Regions from separate parts of the Mus musculus genome. Here region 1 is linked to region 2. The links are chromatin loops, found by intact Hi-C in ENCODE. Cell type or tissue: gastrocnemius. All regions are shown on one strand. Each heading gives the region's core, and the rest is flanking DNA. Links, peaks and the distances in the headings are about the cores only.

Region 1 (10,925 bases), core at 1,506-9,505, 240 kb before region 2:
CAAGCACACACATGCGCATATATATATATATATATATATATATATATATATATATATATACACACACACATATATATACATATACATGTATATATATGCAGATGCACTCACATGCGCATGCATATACAACTATATGTGTGTGCATATATACACATTCCTTCTCCTTCCAAACATATATTCATTCTGCACTTAATGAAAAGTATATATAAATATTAACATAGGACACTCAAGTGCATACTTAATGAAGAATAAGGATATGAATTTCTTCATGGGCAATTTGGCTGTTCTAGAGTCCAGAAGTGATCACAATTCACATGGCTTAAAAAAATCATGGATCAATTTCTGCTCTGTCCATAGTAATGAATATCGATATGTTGCCTCTTCTACACAAACTGTCAGCAATTTCAGATATTTTTAAATGAGTTTTTAAAAATACATTTGCAAAGTCAATTATTTTGAATCTCATCTGAGGCAATTAAAAAACATCCTGACATTTAAGGTGATATTTTTCCCAAGTAAAATAATTATAAATAATACTAATTATGAACAAATCAGTTAGTTACTCGCAGTCTGGTTCAACCTTTAGGTTAATAAACCAATCCATTAGAATTCATCTTGCTCAAAGGACCAATTTGTTTAAAAAATGTAGTGACCTTTTACCACAAGTGTGATTGATATTTTCTTTAACAATATCAGAACTGTCTTTCTCAGGGAAGAGTGTGGTCCAGAGGTAGGTATAGAAAAGTCCTATAGCTTTATGTGTCTCCTGATGGTGGTAAGAATACTGAACATGGTTGAAACCTTCTCATCTCAGATGGGACCTTAAGGAGACATCTGGAGGTCTCACAAAATTCACCACTATTATTCCTCGTGCCAGAAAACAAGTTTAGACATTTTTCTCTACCTTTGATGTTTTGTTCTTGCTAAACACGTATGGCAGAGAGTTACATGTGCGGTTCATGGGTCAAGTCTATTCAACCACATTTTTACTAAAATAAAATTCGGTCTGTGTACATGTTGTCTATCGCTACATTTTCGACCAGAAAGACAGTTCTGGGAAGTCAGTATATCCTGCAACGCTGAATATACTCATTACCAAGCCTTTAAAGATGCTTACAAATCCCAAGGTAGAAGAATGAGAACAGAATAGTTATCTTTGAATAGCTACAACTCCTCTGTGGGCAGCACGTGTGAATTTTCGAAGCCTGCACATCCTACTGAGGCAGGGATCTGCTTGTGGTGGTTCAGTCATTCAGTGGCATAGGTAAGGTAGGGGCTGTCAGCCACTGGAGAGACAGAGAAGGAGTATTTATTTCCTAGTCTTCCCCTAGATGCTGTCAACTGCCAAAGACACCGGACAGTGAAAATTCTTGACGCTCTGTTCCTACCTTATCTGCTCTTGGCTTGGATGAACCCCGGCTTATCTTTTCTGTCCCCATTCTCAGGACCAGGGCTGTGCAAGTAAGCAGAATGGAAAGAAAGCATCCTGCTTGGTAATCAAACAAAGCAAGGCTTTATTACATCAGTGTTCATTTCTCTGTCCGCCCAGAGATGGGCACAATGGCACAGATACCCTGAAAAAGAAAGTAACAGGCAAGTGTTTGTTGCAGAATATACTATCTTATAAAAAGTTTGCCTTTTGAAACAGAAGATCCACTTTTAATTACATTTCTCTCTCCTTAATTCAAGTTAATATCAAAATTATATCTCTCCCCACTCCTAAGCTTACGACATCTGTTTGCAAAGTAGGCCACAAGGAGGCGGACCTCAGGAGGAAGGAAGGCTGGGACAATGAAACAGGACAATGGCTGTGTTCAGAGTCCAGAGTCTTCCTTAATCTTACATCTTCATGAAAGGGGGTGAAGGATAAAGAGAGAATGTTGAGAATAAGAAACACTGAGCCTTCCCTGAGGACGGTAAATTTGATTTTCCATCTTCCAGACTTTATATTGACTGTTTTGAGTTTACCTAATGATGCTAGTTGTAAGATTATTGCACTGACCGAGACTCGCTTCTCCAAGCAAGGGTTTATCCGAGAGCCAATTGTGTACACGTGTCTATAATATACATTAGAAGCCTCAGCGTCCTCCAAGGAGAAGTTAATTTCCCCTGTGAGACAAGCACAGTGGACAGGGTAGAGAAATCACTATTGGGTGAGGTCTGAGGAAATACAGATTTCTGACCCTCAGACATTGGAGGAGACGGCAGTTATAAGAAGGATAGAGGGAACGAAATCACAGAGTGAAGGTGAGGCTTTGTGTATATTCAGAAAAGGCATCTGTTGGCTGTGTTAAATGGGAGCTTGTGGTATTGAGGGAAGAGGAAGTAAAGTGAGTGAAATAGCCTGGGTTCGGATTCTAGAGGAACTTGGACAATAGGTTTAAAAGTTACGTCTTGGGGCTGGGGCGAAGGCTCAGTGGTTAGGAGCACTTTCTCTATTGCAGAGAACCAGAGTTCAGTTCTCAGTACCCACATAGTGACCCATAACCATCTATAAGGTCAATTCTAGAGGATCCAATGCCTTCTTCTGGTCTCTTTGGGTACCAGGCATGCACATGGAACACATACATACAAACAGGCAAACATTTACACATATAAACATTTTTAAGAATTAAAAGAAAGTGAGATGTCACACTAGGCAGATAGCTCAGATGATAAAATTCTTGCTGTGTATGTATGACAAACTGGGACCAATCCTCAGCACCTCTGTAAAATAATTCTGAGTGCAGCAGTGTGTGCCTGTAACTCCCGTCCTTGGAAGGTGGAGACTGGAGAATCTCTGAGGCTCACTGGCTAGTCAGTCTAGCTGACTTGGTGAGCTCCAACTTCAATGAAAGACCCCGTCAAAACAAAACAAAACAAAACAAAACAAAACAAAACAAAACAAAACAAACAAAAAAACCAAGGAGAGATCAATCAGGAAGGGCACCCGATGTTGGCCTCTACTCCCACACAAATATATGCACAGGCTTGCACATGTACGTGTGTGCAGCACACACAAAATTCAGAACTTCTCTGTAGATGCTGGGCTCATTGATGGTGGGCAAGGGAATGACTTGACCTATAGTTTGGGAAGGAGCATCACAACATTCAGTCAGAACTTGGCAGCAGTGTGCCAGAGAGAGACAAGCTGAGAAAGATGGGTCTTCACCTCGTGTTCTCAAGGCATGACTGATCTGTCACAAGCCTGACTATTGTAGGTATGGCACTAGCTGAGGGCTTTCTGAGGGCATTTATTTAATGGCATGCCAGTGGCATTTACTCATAAACCAAAAAGCCATTGGGCCAGAAATAGGGGTTTTGGTTACTTCCCCAGACAGGATGCAGTTTGGGCGATTATACACATGATTCATCGAGGTTGGGAAACATATCCTGCACAAACACACGCCCCTCCCCTCCAAGCAGAGTGACTCACGGCTTCTCCAGTTTGGTCTATGGAAGACTTGGAAGTCCAGGCAGAGTCTGAGATATGAGGTTCAGTCATAAATCTGTAACATTCGTAATTACAAGAGAAACATTCCTCCCCATTCTCTCAATTATCGGGCAGGAGGCATTTATTGAATTCTTACTCTTTTCACACAGAAATTGTGATGTTGTGAAACATAGTTCCTATCATAAAACACTTCCAAGTTTAGTTAGGAAAGTGGACCTAATGATGACCGCAAAGAGCGCGTCCCACAAGCATTCCAGAGAACTCTAAGCTACACTAATGGGCTAGAGTGGGGGGGGGGGATGCAGCAGCTATAGTTATAGAAGGGCTATGAGACCGAGTCTTAACAAAGACCATTCTTTATTTGACAGCCCAGCAAGTCAAAATCTAGTGGTTTCTATGGCCTGAACGTGGTTCTAGGAATGAAGATTCATATTTTGGTTGAATGTCCATTCTAACTAGAGGACTCTGTTGAAGTTAAGCCCCGGTTCTCCCTCCTAGTCCTGTGTCCCCAAAAATAAGACTCAGATCCAAAATATACTTACAAATATATTTGCCATATAGCTAGGCTATTCTCTGACTAGATATTGCTTAAAATATTCCATTTTGTCTAGCCTACGTTCTGCCACATGGCTGGTTACCTGTGCTCAGGTACCACGTGTCTGTCTTGACATATCTTCCTAGTGAATCTCTCCTAGAATTTTTTCTTCTCCCAGATGTCTCTTCTTATATTTTCTGCCTAAGCAATAGGCCATAGGCTTTTTCCTTGACCGATGATGCATTCATACAATACACAAGATATTCTCTCTACAGGACTCAATAAATACTGTAAGAACCAACTAAACAGACTCATCTCAGGGAGTTTCCATTCAGGGAGTGGAGAAAGAAGCATCAGGTATGGGATACCCAATATGATAAGAGAGCCTCTTTTTACTCCTTGGCACTCCGTGTTTGTAGGGGGTATGTGCATATGCCATGGCATACCTGTGAAAACCAGAGGACAACTTGAGGAGTTGGTCCTCACTCTCCACTATGAGTCCTAGGGATCGAACACACACCATCAGGTTTGACAGCAGATGTCTTACCCACTGAGCCAGCTTACTGGCCAACCAAGTTTATTCATAAGCCTGACATATTTTGGGCCAATTTCCCTGCCTTTCTATAACTTGAGTGAATGACAGATGCAAGAGGGATATCATGTGCATACCCGTGTATATGCATGCATAGGCATGCATATGAATGTGTGTGTTTGTGTGCATATTTTTTGTATGTGTGGCACTGGGTGTCAAACCCTAGATATATGCACACTAAGTAAGCTTTGTACCACCTGTCTAGCCCTTGATTTACTTTATGTGTTACATGTATCATGCTAGCCTGGAATATATGATTCTCTTATCTCTGCCTCCTGATTGCTATGAGTACAGGCATATCCTGATAGCCTGGCTATGACAGAAATCATTCTTATTTGATGATGCATAGCTGTGAGTCCCCAGACACCATGACTCGGCGGTTTCCATCAGTGATCAGGACTTTTTGTACTCATTGATAATTTTTCTGCAACTGCTCTGTTCTCACTTGGTACCTTGAAGACTGAAAAGGAAAAACTATGACAGGGACATACTTTGCTTAAATAGTATTCAGGTCAGGTTCTGTAACAGACAACTCTGCCTTGGAGGTCGGGTTTGATTCTCATTTCATCAAGATATCTAAAATAACCAGGTCACGAGGTGGTTATTGGCAGGGTCCTCGCTGAGATGGGATTTGACCTACATAGGGAGAGAACCAGGACAGGAATAGTTCTTCAGCTCTTCACAGACTTGGAGAAATCCAGTTTGAACAACTGCAGAATCACAAAGGTGGGAGAAACTCCATGCGAACTAAAGTGATCCTGGTACCTATATCTGGGCAGATATATGCCTGACTGGAAGTTAAAAAAATTCCAGAGCTCAATACTTTAACAAATGCTTTGAAACGTATTTATTCTGAATACTATACATCTGGGGTACTGATGATGCCTGGGCAAAGCATCACTATACTCTCTCTCAGTGGTAGGACTCAGAATCTGGAATACATTCCTTTCAGATACTTGGTGTGAGAAAAAGAATTGTTTTTGGAGTATAGTTTACATTTTCAAAAAAAATAATAGACAAATTGTCATATTCAATCGGCTCAGCTAATAGGCCATTTTTATTTATTAAAAATAAATGTAAATGTAGCTATAAAATTGTGAGCGGATGTTTTCATTTGCATCATGACTGGCTTTAAAAAGACTTACCAGAAATTATTAAAAAAAATAAGTCCACATCCTCACAGAAGGCTAACTTGAGGTACATGAATGCTGGGAAATTGTGCTATTTCTCACTCTGCTTGGTAAGTTGCTTAAGGCCAAGAAGAATGCTTTGTTTGTCTCTACATAGCCTACTCTAGAAGCAGGTGCATGCTGGGACGAAGCTGTTGAACAAATTAAAACACCAAAAAAACCCAAAAACCAATGAAGTCATTACTCTGTGGTCATGCCATGATTTTTATTTCATTTTTTGGTCTATTTTGATATTTTTTCACCAAATATGAACCCCATGATCACCTTGAGACTAAAGAGCTGGCAGGAATCTTGTAAAGTAGACAGCCTTGGGGCTAGGACAATTGATTGGGGGAAGAGTTTGGATTTAGATGAATTGTTGGGAGTAGAATGGAAGCCAATGGCATAGATTCGCAAGCCTGTGTCTCCGTATTTAAATAAAGAGACCGAGCTATTGCTGTGGTAGACACTATGACCAACTACAACTTGGGAATGGTCAATTTCATCTGACAGCTTGAAGTCCGTCACTGAAGGAACTGCCTGTCGAGGCAGGAGCTCAAGGCACAATCTAGAGGCAAGAGTGGAAGTAGAGACCATAGAGGAACATTGCTTACTGGCTTGCTCCTCATGGGCTGCTCAACTTGCTTTTCTATAACACTCGGGGCCAGCAGTTCAGTGGTGAAACCACCCAGTGAGCTCGACACTTCAACATCAGTTACCAATCAAAAAGTACGCCTCCATAGGCTAATCTCATGAGGGGATTTTCTCAGTGAGGCTCCTTCTTTCTAAATGACTCTAGCTTGCTTCAAGTTGACACAAAACTAGCCAGCACAATCAGGAAGTATCCATTTGAGGGATAGAACCTCAAGCACCCTTTTTTTTTTTTGGCCCATTTCTATGTATAAATAGTATGAAGTGTTATTTTTAAGGTCTTGCTGTGGTTGGCTAGGATCTTGTGTTTGTAAGAATAAGTCTGATTAAAAATCCAAACTCCAGGAAGGTATGGGGTACACCAAGGTTTCAGAAATTATCTGAGCCAAAGACTGACCCTTCCTTCCACCTCATCCTTGATAGATCTTTATCTCAATCCATTGAACCTCTGCACCTCTATTCTCTCTACCAATTCTGCCCTCAGGTCTACTTCCCTGAGGAGGCTAAATAATTTTTCAAAGCCTCTTGGAAGACTGGTGTCCCAGCAAAAGCAGAGAATGTGATGGGTCATGCTATTAGACTCAGCAGACATAGTGGAGTGAGGGTTGGTTCCTCCAGGGAGAACCCGTGGACTGTACAGCACATCGTAGGACTGCCTTCCCCCTTTCCTTTCCACATACTCCTCAGCTCTATAAACATTATCTGCTGACTTTCCAATCTTCTCTCAAGACTTGGTTCAATTTTGCTTTCCAATGCTTCACTGTAGGGATATTGCAGCCTCTTCGTATCTCTGTTCCCAAAGTACCACAAACCTGCTGAGGTGTGGGAAGTACACCTCACCATACTCTCTTCAAATGCCGCGCTCTTCCATAAGACTTGGAATTCCTCAAAGCTGCTGGCTGCCTTGTTGGATTTCACGGCCCTTTACTGGACTATGTATGCATTTCTCAATCGCTAGCTTCTGGGGTTGTGAGAGAAATGAGCTAAGATTTCTTTTCTCGAGCCGACTGAGGTCCTGAAGGAAATGGAAGAGAATAGACGCTCAGGAGATATGCAGTAGAATGGGCACTGTGTGCATTAGGGACGTGAGATTGAGCAGGCTTCCTCAATGGTCAGTGATGTTAAAGGCTGGAAAATTTCCAGGGTAGAAGGGAGCCTCCCTTGGCCCGTGCTGAGTGTTGAATGCACAAGAGGCCTGGAGAAGGGACATTCACTTGGGTGAGAGCAGCATATGGGAAGGTTGTAGGATACACAAAGCCAGAGCTGTATGTTCAAATACAAAAATAGAATAGAGATCCATAAAATAATTTTAATAACAGCTTCCAGTAATGTACTGATTTTATAGAATAGTGTGCTAGGAGCTAGGAAATTATAAAATGGTCAGGCTAATTATGAGTTTACCCTGGAAATCTCTCAAGGAAGGTGGGCTTTGACTTGCTTCATGATGAGCTAAATCTGAGGGCTGAGTCTAGGTTTTGATTTCACTCTGCCAGGTGTTACATTGGTAATAATCTTGCCCTCCCTCATCTCTACAGCATGATCTGAAGACACCATGTCTTGCACAGTTATACAGATGATGAAAAGAGATGCAATATTTATATTAATTTACTTACTGGCCAAAATCTTGGCTAGTGTCATTGCAAAATGCATAATATATTAATGAGCTAACTATGTGTTTTTTTTGTTTTTTTTTTTTTTACATAATTTGCCTCTGAGGACAGGACAGCCTGACTGCTGCCCATGTGATGCATTAAGAATTTTTCAAATGGTTTGGTTGTTGGGTTTAAGGTGTTCTTTCTGGGAAGAAAATAGCATTGTTGTAGATAGAAGTTTCACCCACAGACTTCCTCTTCCCATAAGACATTCCCTTGAGCACCTGTTGCCTCTTCTGTAGCCCATGATAAATGATATTATGGCATTATAAAGTTGTTCCTCCTGGTGGTCTTACAGAGAGAGATGTATGATGCCACTATATTAGGTGAGTCTTAGATCAGGTATGGGAGAGACCACGTAGCACCATCCAATGAATGCATAATGACCTGCTACCTTTAGCAGGGGCTTTGTTTCAGTGTGTGTCAAGGACTGTGGACAGAACTCATTAAGTGTAGCTGACATATGCATTCAAGACCACGGTACAGATAACCATTCCCTCTGTGCGCTTCTTTAGTTCTGTAGAGTCCTTATGAGACGAGTGCCTGACTTGTCTCTCATTACACTCTGACACCAGCATTATACGGGAGAAAGACTCCATTGTTCTTTACTTCCTTGAAGGTGGCACTGAAAAAAATGTGCAGTGGCATATTAAGGAGTTCTGACTTATTCCTGTTTGCTGACTGCTCCAGAGAATCGTAAGTAGAGGCTCAGATACCCCAGTCAAAGGCATAGCCAGTTCACAATCCTCATCATCTGTCCATTCTCCCATCCTTCTAGTTCGAGGCTACTGAGAATCGTCTTTCCAGACCTTACAAAGGCAGAGAGCAGGCTTACGTTCCCAGATTCAAGGTCAATGAGGTTTTGCTGTGAGTGCCACAGAAATCGGAAGGCATCCTATGGATCAGACAAGCTTGAGAAGGCTGAGATTGTCACTGTGGCGGATGAGACACACAGAGCACAGCCAAGGGTGCACAATGAAACCTTTGCAGATTTCGCTTCCTCCAATTTTTGCCCAATTATATTAATTCATTCACGAAGTACTTTAGAACTTTTATTTCAGAGTACTGGGGGACAGTTTGAAATCCTCTCAACTCCTAGCTAGTAGGAACATACTGTTATTCTAGTCTCGTTTTTAATTTGTTACCCGAGATTTTTCTAATGTACTTTGATCGTATTCATTCCCTTCCCCTCACTCTGAGATCCAGCCCTGTCCATTGGATGTGAGACATTCTGCTGGCACGTGATCAACTCACAGGGGCCGTACCCTTAAAAGAATACTTACCCTCCACTTCTCAGTGCCTATCAATTGCCAATATCACCTTAACGGGGGGTGGGGCTTCATGTTCATTTCCTCTCCTCATGCTGGGATTTTACCTGTATTGACCCTATGCAGGTCCTGTTCATGTTGTCTCAACTGCTGTGAGTTAATATTTGCAACTCTTTGCTGTGGCCAGAACACAGCCTTCTTGTAATTATTCACCGCTCCTCTTACAATCTCTTTATGCTGTCTTCCACAATGACCCCCAACCCTTGGGAGGAGCATATACAATATAAACGTTTCGCTTAGAGCCGAGCATTCTCTAGTCTCTTAATCTCTGTATGTTGACCTGTTGTGGGTAATGGATTAATTGATGAGTATAACTATAAGCCATTAGGAGTCCGTTTGATGTTGTGTTCCATTTAGCAGTAGATTCTAGTAGATACTGTAGGCTATCACATAAAAAGACAAGTGCCAGGATCTTTTGGAGTTGTTGGCCAGTGAGGTCCCATAGTCCTCCTCAAACATCATAGGCTATTGAAAGTACTGCTCTTAGAGACCTCTGAGCAAATGAATGTTGTTACTGAAGGGTGAGCCCTAGGCTTTGGGTTAGATAAAAGTAGCACATGATTTAGCGACATTCTGCCAAAATTTGAGTTCATTTATCCAGTAAAGCTCTGGATAAATAAAATAAAAGTTGCCAAAAATAACCTTAAAAAAATCCAATTTTCCTATTCTACTGGATAAATTGCATGGAAAAATCCCTAGAAAATGTTGAAATTGAGACGTCCCCTCCCCACCTTCTGCCCTTTCTCATTCCCTTTTAAAGAGGGAGCATGGGTTTGATTTGTAACTCTTCTAGTTTGTATTTGATGGGATCCTTTGGAGACCTACCGGGCGAGGGGCAGAATCATCGATAGTAGCTTTTACTGTAATCTCAGAAAACTTCTTTGCTCTCCTCCAGGCCTCTACTGTTCCGAGCATGACCCATATCTGTAATAGAGCCTTCCTACCACCTGCTAAGGCTAGCCTTTCCTTTTCTTCAGAGTAGAGATAGGGCAGTGTCAAGAGACAGAGTCAACTCTTGTCACCAGCCTATTCTTTTACCTCACCCACAGGAACTTTCCTTAGGCAACTTTTTTTCCCATTCTAATGCCCTTCCCCTCTTTTCTAGAATCTCTCCAGAATACATTCAGTTCATAACCTCCTGGAGCTCCCGTGAGGCTGTGAACGCATGCAGCATCCAGTGTACACATTTCTTTCTCCAAGTGGGGAATGCTTGATGTGACGTAGTGCCAGGACAACCCTGGGACCTTGCCTCTACTGAGTTCAGCTCTCAGATCAAACAAGTCAGTAATCTTTACACCCTTGATCATGTCACTTACTTTCTCCAGGTGCTCTCATGTGCATGACAGAGATGGTAGTGTTCTAACCTTTGCAAGGATGAAATGAGGAATCGGAAAGTTCGTACTCTGGTACCCAACTGCTGGAGGTTTGCACCGCAGTGTGCATCTTACTAATATGTCATCTTGAGAAAAGTCATTCACCACTCTGAGCTCACCCCCCCCCCGCCTTAACTGGGGTTAGGGTCTACAAAGGGACTTATATTTGATCTTATGGAGTGATTTAGAAAA
Region 2 (10,925 bases), core at 1,558-9,557:
TGACCTGTGGGCACATCTGTGGAAGATTGTGCTGATTATGTTAATTGATGTGGGAAGATTCAACCTCACTGTAGGTAGTACTATTCCTGGTTTTGGGTCTGGGATTGAACAAAAGTAGGGATCATGAGGTGAGCAGTAGCCATACATTCATTCTTTCTCTCTGATCTTGACTGTAGATGTGACTGTGCACTTCAAGTTATAATAGATTTTAACTTGGCCTTATAAGCTAAATATGCCCTTTCTCCCCAAAGTGCTTTTATTTTCCAGGAAATTTTTAACATGATAAACATAGTAGACAAGCCTCAGAATTCTTCCACTATACTCCTATATCAGGAGATAGAGGTAAGTTCACCAAGAATTCAAGGTTAGCCTTGGCTACACAATGAGTTTGAGACCCTGTCTCAGAAACTGAAGAATAGCAGAAAGTCTTTCATATCATCACTTTTTTTCTGATGAATGACAATACTAATTGAAGAAGACTCCAGGACCCGGTAAGGGTAGAGCCATAAAGAAAAGAAGTCTAAGCCTCACAATGAATAACTGGAAATATGCCAGAGCAACCGCAGCTAATGTGAATTAACACAGGCAAAACAACTGTTTATGGTTGAAATCACTAGGGACTGGGGTGTATTTGTTATAGCAACTAGTCTGGTTTATTCTAACCAAGTCACCATCTCTTAGGGGAGTTGGTGTTAGTACCTCATCACTATAAAGGCAGGCTCTGGGATCCGACAACCACCTTTTGGAACACACGCAATGACCTAAAGACCTCCCTTAAGAGTTTTCCTCCTTTTTCTAGTATGCTATCGTGGGGAACAAGCCTCTAACACACAAGCCTTTGGGAGAATTTCAACACCTAACATAGAAGAAAATACTATAGATTAAAGAATGTTAAGCCTACAAGCTGCCCTAAGCATGAACAAGTGAACATTTATTCATCTGCAGACATCAAAAAAATTTAAGAAAGAAACTTGGAAAGTTATCTAGAAGCCGTGCCCTATGACTGGTGAGTTTCTGGTGTTACTCTTGTTCATAGAACATTCTCTAGTGAGTAAGCCTTTACTATGATTATGGTATGGAATCCATTCCAGCATAAGATTATTAATCAGTTAAATATACTTTTTTTTTAACTTTGGGGGAAAGCCAATCAGCAAGCACCATTGACAATGGTGTGATTTTTGAGTTAGACAGACCTGTGGTTCTTTCGTACTTATAACTTACATCACTTTGTTTTTCATTCAACTTCTTTGAGTTGAAGTTTTCTAACTTTCAAAGCTATTGTGATGAAAATAGTAATGACATAATTTACCTAAGATTGCAAAGTGGGCTAACTGACACACACACACACACACACACACACACACACACACACACACATATATATATATGCAGGTTATACATAGTAATTTAAGAATTGTTCCACTGTTGTAATATTGTAATATTATTTTGAAGAGAGAATTTTCCATTCTTTGAGTCTTCAAGTTGATTCACCACCATCACCACCATCATCAATTTGTGTGCATGTGTATGTTCCTGTATATGATTATGAGTATAGGTATATATTTACTGCATGTGTGTATATATGTAGGTCAGAGAACAACTTTTGGCAATACATTTTTTCCTTCTACCACGTGGTTTCCTGCAATCAAACCTGGGCCATCAGGCTCAGGAACAAGTATTGTTGCCTGCTGAGCCATCTTGCTGGTCCATGAAGGCCTTTTATTAAGATTCATTGCAACAGTCTCTTACAGATCTCATGGGAAGAGTTCACTGTGGTAGGACAACTTTATAGAGAACCACAGGAAACAATCATCAAAAGAGCATGTGCTTTGATAAAAAACAAAACAAAAAAAAACCTGACCTCCAGAATAAACTATGAAGAGTCACATAGACATTGCTCTCAGCTTGTCCACATAGACTGCTGCTTTCCTGAAGAATGGACTCCAGTAACAGATACAAAAAGTGGAAGTAATGACCAAAATCTTGGGACTGTTGACTTGACTGCCCAGCTGGGGGTCCAAAGAGTTGATGGTAGGAACAACATATTCACATGCATAGGTGATGGAGAGCTAGGCTGTACTACACAGACGTCATCCTACCCAGACAAAGTGCACTGTTCTAACACTGGTATAGAGATAAGTCAAGGGGGATCTCAATTGTGTTGGACTTTTTATCTACTCAAGATCAGCTTAATAGGCCAGACACTGACCAGAAAACTGTTAAGATATAGAGACGAGGTAAGGTTTGAGTTGAGAACCAACTCTGAGGTAAGATTAAAAGGGAAAGTGAGACAGGGAGAGCTCTATTGTCTATTGCTTGAGGCATCTGAGACGGTTGGAGTGTTGAAATAGGAAAGAGACACTTGAGAGATGCTCTGTCATAATGAAAGCTAAGTTAGCAAATGTCTGTCAAAGAGGATGACCTTCACTCACTCTGCCAGGTGGCAGACTGCCTCGGGTTTAAAGAAAGGCATCATCAATAACTGACACAGATACAACAAGCTGAAAAAGAGGGATAGAGGGAAAGTGGTCAGAGACTGACCCAAAAAGCTTTAAACAAGTCAAAGAGGGAACATCAAAACAATGGAAGCTAAAACCCACAGGGGAGAACACCTGTGACTCTGGGTACCAAATACCATCATTTGCCAATTCATGACGTCAAACTGTCAAAGATCAGAAGAAAACCATTAGTAGGGGGTTGAATCAAGAGAAGGTTTTTGTAGATGACATTCTCAGATAAACCCGCAGTAAAACTGAACCTAAATTCAAAACTAAACTGTCATAAATAGAAGTAGAAACTCTTACATAATCCTTTTGCCAAAGACGCCTCTGTAGAAAACAGCAATCATAATTAATAACAGGTTCTATGCACTACGATAAAGGCACGATTCAGTGGAAAATCCAGGGTCTTACAGCAGTCTTAGACCCTGGATGATCATGTGACCTAAAGGAAGAGAGAATAAAGGTCAAAGCAGAAACAATTAAAAACACACACACACACTCACAGGATATAATCAAAGAATATTCTCAAGCAATGGACCTTTTTAAAAAAAAATAAAGTAGGATAAAGATAAAAGTTAGCAAATTGCAGCAGAAACATATAACATGAGAAGTAAGAACAGAAAAATAACAACAGGAAATGGAAAGGAATCTGTAATAATTACTCTGTGTAACACTTTGCACAGAAATATGAAGTTTTCTAGGAAACTGTGGCTTCCGAAAACCAATCTTGAAACAGATCAAAAGTTTAAAGAACAGACACCCCCAAAGAAATTCAGAACTTAAAAGAACTATACCTTCCCTTGTTCAAAAATGAGTTTAACCAATGAGAAGAGAAGAAGGAGGTGGAGAAAGGAAAGGAGGCGCAGATTTCAAGTCATCTCAACTCCAACACTGGCAGAGTGCTTGGAGATCAGCAGCCAGTCAGCAGCCAGGAGCTGGTGAGAAATGCAGAGGCTTTCTTCAAACCAACTGAAGGAGACCTGGGTCTAAGACTCCCAGGAGCCTATGTGCAACTTAAAGTTTCTGAAAGCTGATTTATTTTAAAGCTCCACAAACAATATTCCATGGGCCAAACCCAACCCTTCTCTCCTCTTCATTAATAAAATTCTATTGCAGCATAACTAGACTGTTTATTTGTATGTTATTTACAGCCACTGTCCCGCTATAATAGCTGAGCTGGGTCACTGGATCCATAACCCTGTAACCCACAAAATCTAAAATATTCACTATTTGCCCATCTTGATTTATTTTGTTTTGATGCATGGGGAACAAACAAGAAACATTTCATTTCTGTTATGGTACAAGTTTAACATTGATTATAAAAGGTGTCACATAGAAAAGGGTATGAACGCTTCAGACTTAGCCTAGATTTTATAAACAATAGCGCTTGAATTCCATTGTTGCAAACATCAGAGCAAAAGTAGAACTCAGCAAGAATATAAAACAACAGCCATCTGTGCATGCATCCATCTGTAATCTCAGCATTCAACTGGCTAGGCAGAACGAGACTCTTAAGTTTAAGGCAAGAAAAGAAACTAGCCAAGTTTCTCTGAAGGATCCCAAAAGACATTGACAAAGCTCCCCATAATTTTTTAGCGGCTCATGGAAACACGAAAAATAAACAGCAAAATAAATAATTATGGAATTTAGTCTCAAACTACTGTCAGGTTAGTTGTTAAAAAATAGGATGAGTTTTGGCTAATACCAGGTTTATTGTATATATAGAAAATATTGAAATCCTTAGCAATAAGGTCAGTGGCAAAATAGGAAAACCAACAATACAATGAAATAAGTTATATGTATTAACTATTGGATACCACTTGACAAATTGTCTCAAAATGATATTAACTACTGCTATAGATTCTTATCTATCTATCTATCTATCTATCTATCTATCTATCGATTTATTTATTCTCTTTACGTCCCAATTGCTGCCCCGACTCCTGCTCCTCCCCTCTTACAGTGCCTCGCCCCATCCTCCCTCCCCTTCTCCTTTGAGAGGCTGGTGACACTTAAGTTTCTTTTTTTTAAATTTTTTATTTTATTTTATTTTAATTAGGTATTTTCTTCATTTACATTTCCAATGCTATCCCAAAAGTCCCCCATACCCTCCCCCCTCCCCTACCCACCCACTCCCACTTCTTGGCCCTGGCGTTCCCCTGTACTGAGGCATATAAAGTTTGCACGACCAATGGGCCTCTCTTTCCACTGATGGCCCACTAGGCCATCTTCTGATACATATGAAGCTAGAGACACGAGCTCCAGGAGGTACTGCTTAGTTCATATTGTTGTTCCACCTATAGGGTTGCAGACCCCTTTAGCTCCTTGGGTACTTTCTCTAGCTCCTCCACTGGGGGCCCTGTGATCCATCCAATAGCTGACTGTGAGCATTCACTTCTGTGTTTGCTAGGCCCCGGCATAGCCTCACAAGAGACAGCTATATCAGGGTCCTTTCAGCAAAATCTAGCTAGTGTGTGCAATGCTGTCAGCGTTTGGAGGCTGATTATGGGATGGATCCCCGGGTATGGCAGTCTCTAGATGGACCATCCTTTCGTCTCAGCTCCAAACTTTGTCTCTGTAACTCCTTCCATGGGTGTTTTGTTCCCATTTCTAAGAAGGGGCAAAGTGTCCACACTTTGGTCTTCATTCTTCTTGAGTTTCATGTGTTTTGCAGAGGCACTTAAGATTCTTAACCCACAGCCTTCGCTAACTCAACATTTAGCGGTTGTTTTAGACTGAATGTGTTCCGTCTACAATTTGTTTGTTGACGTGCAATTCCAATGTGTTTAGAAGTGGGCTGAGTAGATCACCATGAGAGAGGTTTCAAGAATAGAGTTAGTGTCCCTCTAAACAGAGGTTCAGGATCTTCCTGGCCCTAACACCATGAGAGGACACGGTTGGAAGGCACTGTTTGTGGACCAGAAGGTGTAATCTCAGACTCAAGATCTTTGTCTTGCAATTCTAAGCCTTTAGACTACAGGAAACAAAGTTATCTACGAGTGACCTCATTTGTGAAATTATATTATAGTGAGAGAAATATACTATGAAACTTAGAACAGAAAAATGTTTATTATCCCACACAGGTCTCCTGGGATGTCACGAGCAGACTGGCGGGGTGGTTCTTGCTCAGAGTCCTCCATGCAGCTGTCTCTCAGCTGTTGACTGCAGCCACTGTCACCTGAAGGGTGACAGGTGTCCAGGGATTCACATCTAAGACATCACATTCATGTGGCTGTCAGCAGGAAGTCTCAATTTCTTCCTTGCTGTTGGCCCCAGTTCCTGACCACATGAGCCTCGCTCCAGGGCAGTCTGAATGCTCTTGCAACATAGCAGCTGGCTTACCCCAGGACACGTCACTCAAAGTGAAGTGCAAACTTCCAGGAAGCCACACCTGCTCTGTGACCTAACTGATGAAAAAGCATGCCACCATTGTTGCATTAGAAGTGACACACTCAGACCAATCCAAAACAAGAGAAGATCTGATTGCCACTTCAAGTAGTAAAGAATACAAGAACATTATAGGCCCCTCTCACACATCACCCTGAAATACTGTCTATAGCTCATACACAAGAAAACAACATTAAGAGTGTCCCTAGTCAAGTTCCATTTAAAATATAAGAAAAAACTTAAAGGATTCCAAATAGACAAAAGAGATCAACTTGTTCTTTTAAGTTTTTTTGTTTTTATGATTCATTTGTATTCATGTGTGTGTGTGTGTGTGTGTGTGTATGTGTGTGTGTGTGTGTATGCCGTACGAGCACAAATGCCTATGAGGCCAGAAGAAGGCATCAGATAGATCTCCTGTAGCTGGAGTTATAGGCAGTTGTGAGCTGCCTGATTCTGGTGCTAAGAACTAAACACAAGTCTTCTGGGAGAGCGGCACATGCTTTTAACTGCACGGCCATCTTCCTAGTTGCATAGCTGATTCATTTAAATAAAAAAAAGAGAAACCTCGATCCTGAGCACACCTTGGTAATGATATTCAGGTTGGATCTATAGGTCAAAGGGAGAATGCTTAGCTTGCATGCATGTAGCCCTGAACTCAATCCCCAACACAGAAGGAAAAATATAAAAATGAAGGACGCTCAAAGTCACTATTCATCAAGTGAATCAGACTGAACAGGATTCTCTTTTGCACCCAGCCAGACTGGCAAATCGTGGAAGTTTCAGTATTCCAAGTACCAAGTGGGATTAGACAGCAAGGGCTCTCTCTTAAGCCTAGTTCCTGAGACCCTATCTCCCTCAAAACAAGTATGGCGTGAGCCGGGATAATGGTCAGGGAAATAAAGCTTTCAGTTCTATGTCAGGGAAACTTTCTCTACTGTTCAGGAAGTCGATGAGGGAGTCTGGAAACTGCTGCTGATCCATTTGTCCTTGCCTCAGGCCAGGTGGCAGGGCAGCTTCTGAGGCCTGGACTTGCCTGGATTTGCCCAGTTCTTGGAAACAGAGATTTAGTCCTAGTCTCCTTAACTGGCAATTTGAAGCCTGTCATGGAATCAGCTTAGCCTTCTCAACAGGACAATCCCAGGGCTTGTTTAAGAACATGTGCCCATGTCTTTAAAGTCTTTTCACTCTGCAATGCCTCCACAGGCTCCTGTGTTGAGCACTTGGTCCTTAGCTAATGTTATTGTTTAGGGAAATTATAGAACCTTTAAGGTTTTGGCTGAACTTAGGTGGGGCCAAGCTGGAAGGAGTGGCTCATTAGAGAACATGTCTCAAGGTTTATACTCTGTTGTGGGTTGTCCTGGTGCTGTTTGAATTCTGCTGTTAATTCTGCTTCCTCAAGATGCGCAGTTGATCACATACGCAGGTGATCTCATGTGAACTTTCTCCCCATTTTAACTGGTCAATAAAGGTGCTTGTGATTGGGCAGTGGAGAGGAAAGTTGGGACGAGAGGTCTTTAAAAGTCGGGGCAGGTAGAGAGGGGAGAAACGAGTAGGGAAGGGAGAGAGAACAGAAGGGGAGGAAGAGAAAGAAAAACTGAGTGGTCAGGAGAAACCACAAGTAGCAAAGAGTCTCATAGCTGGGGAATAAGTTAGTATAGTGCTAGACCTGCCCAATCTAGGCATATAGCTTATAAATATAACTGGAGTGTGTGTGTTTTTATATGGGCTTATTGGGGTTGGAAATTACTACAAAAAAAATTGCACTCAATGTCTCACTTAGAACACAAATAACCTTCGATAAAAGTCCACAACTCTTCCACCACCACCACCACCACCACCACCACCAAATAAACAGCTAGGGCTGTCCTACTTTCTGTCTTTTCTCTGATTCTTGTTTAACCAAATGTAGTTCTCACTGCTGTGAAGCCACCTGCCACCATGCAGCCACATGCCACCCTGCCTTAATTTCCATGACACACCACATTCCTCAAACTCGGAGCCCAAATAAATCTTTGCTCCTTTGAGCTACTCCTTGGACTGAAGAAATGGCTCAATGGTTAAGAACACTGGCTGCTCTTGCAGAAGACCAAGTGCAGTTCCTAGAATGCACAGCCAGGGAACTCACAATAGCCTGTCACTCCCATTTTGGGGAGTCCAGCACCCTCTTCTGGCCTTCTGGCACCTACATACACACACTCACACACACACACACACACACACACACACACACACACACACACACACACACACTCACTCACCATAACAATAAATGAGAAAATCACCAGCACAGGGGAAGTGATAGGAGAGTGGTAGGAGGCAGGTTGAGGTATCAACTTTGTCAGTAAGTTTTGTTGAAGTGATGGGCACATATGTATTTTTTAAAAATATACTTCGAAGTGCCATTTCGTGATATATTTCATAATAAAATATTCTAAAGAAAATGTAATGGAAAAAATATATCATTTAAGATTGCAATACTAGAAAAAGCTGAAACACCTTGGAGTTTAAAAATCATCCCTCAATGGAAAAGTGACCAATTTAACTCCATTTTGGGCACAGTAAATTAGATATGAATAAAACATAAAGATGAATGAAAACTGGGAAAACGTTTTCACTGACCAAAGGGCTGGTGCATTTAATACATGCAAAGGTCTTTGTTTTCAGTCAAACGGCCAATAACCCAGAACAATAGCAGAATAACTCATGGACTCACAACCCACAGAATATAGAAAGAGCACATGAAATATAAATATGAGAAATGCAGACTGGGGGGATGGCTCAGTGGGGAAACGTGCTTGTTGCTCAAGTGTGAGGAACTGAGTTTTAGTCCCCAGAACCCACATAAAAGTAAGACTTGGATATATTATATAGAGGCAGCATCTGTAATCCTGGTACTCTTATGGGGAGGTAGGGGATAAAGATGGAAGATTCCCAGGAAATGTGGAGGCCAGCTTGCTTGCCTAATGTACATGACAGAAAACAAGGAGGCTTTGTCTGAAGGTGGACAATGAGGAATGACACTCGGGCTTGGCCTTCTGACCTCGGCATGTGTGTACATTTGCATCCTCATTCACACAGGAAAATATGTGAGTGTACACACATAATCCATACACATACAAGGGGGAGGGGGAGGAGGAGAGCAGAAGGGTAGGGAGGCAAGTCAAACCTATAAAACAATCTGTTTGCCCCTTAGCTTCTTCAAATCCTGGACCCTGGTGGGATGAGGAAGCCACAGGCTCATGTCGTGTTGTCAAGCAGTGGAGTGTGTGTTGTTGTCATACCACCTGTGGAAGGACTAAGTAATGGTCTTGCACACACGTGGAATGATTTGTTTGTAGTTATTAAAGTTTGAAACACTAAATACCCTTTAGTAAGAACTTTCCATAATGAGAGAGGAAGCGCCTATTGTATTGACTACTAGACGGTGGTTGTTAAAGGGAGTCACCTCTCTGCGAACACTGAGCAACGGTTTCCATGATGTATTACACACACTGGTGTAAGGGATACTCTGAGCACTAATTTTCGAAGAGATAAGAGCAATGCTATACACACAGCTTATTTATATGTGGGAAGCCCAGGAAGGAGAAACTGGACACTTAGAAGTTGCTTTTGCTAGAGGCATCCACTCTTCACTTGGGCCCTCAGGGCTTCTTAAGGCAGGATGGAGGCCTGGTACCTCTGCCTTCATTTTGTATCTGTACTTGGCCCTAAGGCACAGATATAACTTACTGTCCTTTATGTCACCTTGAACACCGTAAGACCTTCTGCCCTTCCTCCATTCTCCAGATGAGGATAATTAACAGTGAAGGTGGGGCTGGTCCTCCAGCAATTGAAGACATCCTGCAGGACAATTAGGGCCTATGGGTTAATGGTGTGCAGGCCCTCCCCTTGACTGGGGCTGCTTGATTCAGAAGATCTCCCATCTCACCATCTTTTCAAATCTAACCCATGACTGGACCCAAAGGATTTGGAAAGTCTCTGAACCCCTTCATTGTTTTTTATTTCTGGTGTGTCTACATTAAATAACCCCTCCTTTTCCTCTACTTTCACCCTTCATGGTCTTTCTCTTTCTTCTCCCACCCTGCTTAAACAGGGCATCATGATATAGCAGCACCAGTTGGCCTGGGACTCACTCTGTAGACCAAGCTGTCTTTGAAGTCATCAAGATCCAACTGTCTCTGTCTCCCTAGTACTCAAATTAAAGGCATGCACAGCTATGCCCAAACCTTAGTGGTATTGTTGTCAAACTGAGGATGATGGCCTGACCAGTCTAACCTGACCTAACCTGTTGAGGCTGCTGGAAGTGGGCAGGGCAAGAAGTGCACTTGCTGTCAATGCAGCCCCACAAACTCAAAGTGCTTACCAAGGTTTGGAGTCCTTTCTAATGAGAGACAATGATGGTGGGATGGGGTGGGTGTGTCTCAGGTGTATCTCTGGAAGGGCTCTAGCTCAGACCAGGTCACGTTTGATTCATTACACACTGGACTTTTCACTTTCCCTTCCTTGGCACATTTATAACCATTAGCAAGAAATCGAGCAGCACCTTAAATCTAAGCCAGTCAGCAAAATCAGACTAAAGACTCGATTAGATAGATGTCCGGCATTAGTGCATGTCCATAAAGAGATGCCAGGAACAAATGTCCCTGCTCCAGGGGACGTAAGGGGCCGTGACCTTGGTGGAAATAAAGGCAGACAAAATAATCTTTACCAAATAGAGCAAAGAGGAGTAGAATGGGCCGTGCACTGGCTGCAGATTGAGAGGAATACAGAGTGAGGGATGCTGGGAGGTGTCCATTAGCAAAGGCTTTGTGGTGTGTCTCCACTAGCAACATCCCAGGTGGAATCATTTCCAGCAGAAGTGAATATCTCCTGAGCTATAGGCCTGGCACCACCAGGAGTTTGGTGATATATCAAAGACTAACATAAAGACTTGGTCTTCATACACACACCCTCCAGATAACGCAGAGTTTAAGGGCAAGTGAGTATGAAGAAAACCCATGATTCACATACAAATGAAAAAGCCCATGATATAATCCT

What was found. A loop is a pair of places that touch in the nucleus more often than their neighbours do. Peaks named below come from ENCODE experiments on the same cell type or tissue, not always from the same donor. Only the 100,000 strongest peaks of a DNase experiment are listed, where the experiment ranks them.
Region 1: it touches region 2 in a loop (4-fold over the local background); 4 of 42 quality-filtered maps call a loop at or near these places.

The regions. Positions count from the first base shown.
Region 1 is chr9:41,476,889-41,487,813 of GRCm38, forward strand. All of the region lies in intron 3 of Mir100hg (Mir100 Mirlet7a-2 Mir125b-1 cluster host gene), which reads left to right. Among named protein-coding and RNA genes, the nearest start is that of Mir100, 49 kb to the right of the region's middle. In gastrocnemius, for the core only: a CTCF peak has its summit at 1,753 (motif pointing right); no DNase peak of the experiment used is centred there; H3K4me3 peaks cover 770 bases; H3K27ac peaks cover 6,101 bases.
Region 2 is chr9:41,716,047-41,726,971 of GRCm38, forward strand. All of the region lies in intron 2 of Gm35835 (a long non-coding RNA gene), which reads right to left. Among named protein-coding and RNA genes, the nearest start is that of Gm35835, 16 kb to the right of the region's middle. In gastrocnemius, for the core only: no CTCF peak of the experiment used is centred there; no DNase peak of the experiment used is centred there.